Regions from separate parts of the Homo sapiens genome. Here region 2 is linked to region 1. A link is a loop called in an ENCODE intact Hi-C map of the cell type or tissue named here. Cell type or tissue: IMR-90. All regions are shown on one strand. Each heading gives the region's core, and the rest is flanking DNA. Links, peaks and the distances in the headings are about the cores only. Region 1 overlaps NCK2 (NCK adaptor protein 2). Region 2 overlaps NCK2 (NCK adaptor protein 2).

Region 1 (2,911 bases), core at 131-2,630:
ATGAGTCAATGCAGGCTGATGTGCAGAAATACACCCAACTCCACCCATACTTGCCAAGGTCCATCGGTTACACCAAGGCAGCACGTGGGCCATGCAGGAGCCCTACAGATGCCCACCTGCTTGCAGGCAGGCAGCTTCACACATCAAGCCAGTAAACGAGCGCTCTCTCAGTAGCCTCATACCTGCTTCCAGGAAACAGACACTAAAATGGAATAGAGCAAAGGAACATTTTGGACATATGGATAGCACCTAAAAAAGAAAGCACACCGTATGGGTAAATGCAGACAGAAACATGCTAGGAAGATGGTTCTCTAATTCCCTGGCATATTTGGTTCACGTTTCTTTATTCGTAAACTTAAGACTCCCGCTTGAGTAACTCAAGTAATTAGTTAGGAAGGGGTGATCTTTAGGAAGCTGAAGCAGGGTGAGATCATCTTAGTAAGAAGCAACCAAGATGCCAGTTCCTGGGAAATGCTCTGCCTAATGTTTTGCCTTTCACCAGGACACGACTGGCTCTCACCCAGCCAAGCGCACACAGCAATGTGAATCCCACACACCCCACTGTGAACTCCACACCTGATTCTCCTTAGTATTCCAAGGGTACGGACCCCACCTTCACTTCCCAGGGTCTCTCCTGCCTTGTCCTCCATTAGAAATCTTTTTAGACAATCCGTGTCTATTTTCTCTCGAAGTATCCTCCCACTAATCTGTTGTGATTTGTTTTACATTTTTGGTTCTAAATACTTGGAAGCTAAAGATACACAAAAACAAACCCACATTTATTTTGGGGTGTCTGGCACCACAACTACTGCCGAAGATTCCATGTTATGTGGGCCCTTCCTATTATGAACAATCTTGCAAGACAGAATTTTAATGAATTCTAAATTCTGATACATTATATTTAATTCATGTTCATACAATGGTAAATTATACAACAGAGACATGAAAAGTAAACGTGAAGTATTAAATGCATCTCTGAAAACCCACAGAGTCCTTGTCTTAGCGTGATAAAGAGACGATAAACAATTTGTTGGAGAAGCGGAACATTTAAAATAGAATTAAGATAGCTGAATTTTCTTCCCCTTATGTTACATACAAACATTTTAAGGGGAACAGTTTGGCTTTGTACTGATTTGAAAGGAAAAAGTGGTTCCTTGGAGAGCGGCTTAGTTTAGAAAGCATGTCTGAATGGTATGTAGGATGATTAACAGGAATTTTCTCATTCCTGAAGAACATTCAACTCAGAAAAACAAACTACTTCTAAGACAAATGCACCATAAAGAATCAGCTTCTCCTTTTACATGACTCACAGAATATATAAGCCACACTGAGCATCCCAAGCACTCAACACCCAGGAAGCATATATACCAAAAATTACTGGGTACATCTCATTTCCAGCCTGTGTCAGGACCAAGTACCCTGTGGGAAAAGCCTGATGTTCTCTAGACCAGGGGTCCCCAACCCCCCGGGGCCACAGACCAGTACCTCTGTGGCCTGTTAGGAATGGGCTGCACGGCAGGAGATGAGCAGTGGGCTGGCGAGCATTACCACCAGAGCTCTGCCTCCTGTCAGGCGGTGCAGCATTAGATTCTCACAGGAGCGCAAACACTATTGTGAACTACGCCTGTGAGGGATCTAGCTTGTGAGCTCCTTTTGAGCATCTATCTAATGCTGATGATCTGAGGTGGAACAGTTTCATCCCGAAACCATCGCCCCCACCTCCTGCCACCATCCATGTAAAAACTGTCTTCCACGAAACCAGTTCCTGGTGCCAAAAAGTTTGGGGACTGCTGTTACAGATGAACTGCACTGTGACAGCTAGTACTGACAACAGCAAGAAGCCATCTGTGTAACAGGATCTTGATTATATACTTATATTAACACTGGGAAAAGAGACACAATGTCAACCGTGATTACTTCTGAGTGATAAGATCACGGAGCATTTGCTTTTCTCTTTTATGCTTTTCTATAGTTTCCAAATTTTAAAAGTAATATCCCAGCTGGCCACGGTGGCTCACGCCTGTAATCCCGGCACTTTGGGAGGCCAAGGTGGGTGGATCACCTGAGGTCAGGAGTTCGAGACCAGCCTGGCCAACATGGAGAAACCTTGTCTCTACTAAAAATACAAAATCAACTGGGTGTGGCGGCGCATGCCTGTAATCCCAGCTACTTGGGAAGCTGAGTCAGGAAAATTGCTCGAACCTGGTAGGCGGAGGTTGCGGTGAGCCAAGATATTGCCATTGCACTTCAGCCTGGGCAACAAGAATGAAACTCTGTCTCAAATAATAATAATAATAATAATAATAATATCTCTGTCTTTAAGAGTGAAGACAACTGATTAATAGTTTTATAAAACTCAGGCATTTCAGAGATTATGATTCTGAGGAATATCTGTTTGCAGAAAACTGTGCCATACAAAGAAACTGATGACAAAGATGCTGAAGATGACTCATGCGGCAGCGGCACATGTGTGCTGACAAAACTGCTCCCAGATTAAACTCAATTACGGAAAAGGAGTATACTCCTATGACACTCAGCTTCTCAGTTATTTTGATTAATGGCTCTTGCTCACCTCAACATTAAGGAACCAGGAAAAGTTACAAAGACGTGAATCCCTAGGGTCCAGGCAGAACTGGGGAACTGTTCCCTTAGCATTTTGGGGGCTAGCGCAAGGGCAGCAAATAACCTCAACAGTCGTGTGGGTGGGAGTCGCCAGTATTGATGCCTAGCAGGAACTGCATCTCCCTCCCACACCAATCAGCACCCCCAATTCCTGAGACTGAACAGCAATCACAAGAGGCAGAGTCAGGCCACACTGGGCTCAAATGTCAGTCCCAGCACGTACTGTGTGTTCTTGGGCACCTCACTTAACTTCTGAGTATCAGTTTTCTCACATGCAAAATGAGGCTAT
Region 2 (2,911 bases), core at 179-2,678, 66 kb after region 1:
CGCCATGGGATCTCTACCCATCGGCCCCCTTCACCTTCTGCCATGAGTGGAAAGCAGCTTGAGGTCCTCACCAGAAGTAGATGCTGGCACCATGCTTCCTGTACCTCCTGCAGAACCGTGAACCAAATAAACCCTTTTCTTTATAAATGACCCAGCCTCAAGTATTCCTTTACAGTAATGCAAACAGACTAAGACAGATGTCCATGGAAAATGGAAATGCAAATGCTAAAGGCATGTTAAGGATGCCTCTGCAGACAGCACCATCCCTGCACAGTGGGCCCAGCCTCCCACACCACATTTGAGCAAGTGATTTCTGAGTACAGGTAGAGGGTGTGTGCACATCTTCCCGTTCCACTTCATCACATCAGTTTCCGTCCATTGTTCAGCTTCTCAAGAGTCCTAAATCCTGGCTCACTCCCAGATGGTCCCCATTGCTCTAACCATGCATCGTCTGCAAATCTGATAAGCAGGTTTCCAGCTCTTCATCCAAGCTGCTGTACAAATCATGGTCAAAGGCAGTAGGCAGTTGAGGCCTTCCTGGAGGAGCACTGAACCAGCAGGTGACAGGGCATGGCTGTCCAATCGCTACCAATCTACAAAACAGTTCTCCATGCAGGGAGATGGGCCTGCAGCCTGAGCTGGTGAATGCACACTGGCTTTGGAATGCAATGCCAGCTCCATCACTTTCTCTCAGCAAGACGACTAACTCTAGAGCCAGATACTCTAAAAAGCGCCCTGTAAAGTCCCATGTGCTTTTGGTGCACACTCACAGAAAATGTCACTTTGTTCCCCCGAGTGGACACGAAAATGACTCTCATTATTAAAGGGACTGAGCCGAGGGCCACTCTGTCCCCAAACACCCAGCCCTTGAGATGAGCCTGCCAAAGAACAATCCCGAGGCTGCTCTCACAGGGTAGGTAAGAAGCCAAGCAGGAGGCAGCAAGACAATGCGGATGCAGGTCAGACCATCCCTCCCCCTAACTCCAGCTTTCCTTGTGCCATGGGCCCCTCTCCTCACTCGACTGCTACAGCCAGCACGTGACAAAGGTCTCTGTCATGCTTTGTCCCTCAGTCTTTCTTCTTATCTGTTAACGTTGTGCACTGGTTTTGTGTAAATAGACTGTGAGGAGAAAAAAAAAAAAAGAAAAAAGCACATCCCTCAACCACGTGCTGGTGCACACGATGACATGGGGAAGGGGGGAGGCAAGCCGAGTGAGCTGGTCAACAGACGTAAGGGCTGGGGCTGGGGGATCCCTACAATGACGTCCAACAAGGGGGCAAATGATCACAGTCCTGTCCCCAAGGAGATGACAGCCCGGCAGGCCTCTAGCCAGTGAGCAGGGTTGGAGGGGAGGTCCCAGGGTAAGGAGGCATATTAACACCACAGATTTATGGGACACTCACCTAAGAGGGTCCAACCTCACCAGACACCCTGCAGACATCAAGCCACACTGCATCAAAGAGAACAAATGCTGACGGGCTCAGCACGCCCAGCTTTCACCTCCATTCAGTAACCTGTTTAAGTATCTCTTCCCTGCTTCTGCTTTTTTCTGCGTTTAGAAAATTAGAACATTTGCCTGTCTCCAATCTTCTGACACTTCTCCTCTCCTTCAAGACCCCTCAAAGAATACTAAAGGGGCTTCTGCCAACCACCTGGACAGGCATGTAATCCCATGGAACCTCGAGCTTGGATTGAAAAGCAGCAAGGTGCTCTCCCACTCACTTTTTCCCATGTTGAGCTTCAATTCCTTCTTCACGACATTTGTTCTGAAGCCTCTACTTTCAAGATTCTTCTTTTTAACAAACAAAACAAAACACAGACGTTCATGACAGTTGATCAACTGTGCTCCTGCAACTGGTCCCATCAGAAACCAAGCACCAAACCCACTCTCTCGGTCCATTTATCTCAAACAGACCAAAAACAGGATGAATGTTTCTTGTTCTTAGGCCTTAGTAGAACTTTGAGACTAACCCCATGTCAGCTGGGTTTCCGCCTTCTATGGGCTAATCACACACACATATGCCACTCTTACGTAATCCTGAATTGTATTCTATTTTCCTTGGCCTCCAGCACTCAAGTTTAAAGCTCAGGAACTGTGCACCTCAGAATTTCATGCTCTAAAGAGGAAAGGAAACAGATGAATGCTAATGGCAATCATTTACCAACCCTATCCTGGGTACCACAGACCAGACTAGGCCCTCTTTATGCACTATCTCAATCAATCTTTACAACAAGACAACACCTCATTACCCCGTTCACAGCAGAGAATTAGGTGGCGTGCACAGGGAGGACAGAGAACAAGGTGTGCAGTTGGAACCGGAGCCTGGGGACTCAGGATCCCTTCCTTGGTGTTCACCCTGGGCATGTGGCCCCCGTGCCGGAGACCAGGGAGAGCCAGACTATACGGTGCAGCCAGGCTACATGGCTGCACTGACCCTCTCTTCTCACAAAGTAAGGGCTCAGGAGGAAAACTGTCATGGTCTCTGTCAAATGCTGGTGCAAAGACACATCTAATGATACCACATGAACAAAGATGGTGTTTCCAAATGACAGATTTCCTTATTACCAGAAGCTACGCTGACCAAAGGAAACTCTTGGGAGGGATTCTTACAAACTTTGCAAAATGTAGTGTTTGAGTGTTTCTCTCACTGTTAAAAAAAAAAGTTATGTCATTAATGATTTTCAATCAAATTCCCTGATCCTGTCTCCATAGCCAAGAACATAGTGGCAAGATGGCGGAGGGGAAGGCCAGGTAAGGACCAATGGCTTCTTGAAATGGATCTATCTTAACCACTTTTAGGCTTGAGGTAGAGGGAAGCATCCCTCCATGCCAAAACAACCCAGTGACCTCTGGGCTGCTATTGTACCATTTATGTAAACATGGTAATTAGCTTTTTATAGGCTTTCATA

Evidence for each region. A loop is a pair of places that touch in the nucleus more often than their neighbours do. Peaks named below come from ENCODE experiments on the same cell type or tissue, not always from the same donor. Only the 100,000 strongest peaks of a DNase experiment are listed, where the experiment ranks them.
Region 2: it touches region 1 in a loop (5-fold over the local background); 14 of 110 quality-filtered maps call a loop at or near these places.

The regions. Positions count from the first base shown.
Region 1 is chr2:105,865,301-105,868,211 of GRCh38, reverse strand. All of the region lies in intron 3 of NCK2 (NCK adaptor protein 2), which reads right to left. Among named protein-coding and RNA genes, the nearest start is that of NCK2, 120 kb to the right of the region's middle. In IMR-90, for the core only: no CTCF peak of the experiment used is centred there; a DNase peak (open chromatin) is centred at 1,221; H3K27ac peaks cover 971 bases.
Region 2 is chr2:105,799,651-105,802,561 of GRCh38, reverse strand. The region is part of intron 1 of NCK2 (NCK adaptor protein 2); the gene reads right to left. Among named protein-coding and RNA genes, the nearest start is that of NCK2, 56 kb to the right of the region's middle. RefSeq lists an enhancer at 1,472-1,641 and silencers at 1,832-1,891, 1,912-2,001. In IMR-90, for the core only: no CTCF peak of the experiment used is centred there; no DNase peak of the experiment used is centred there.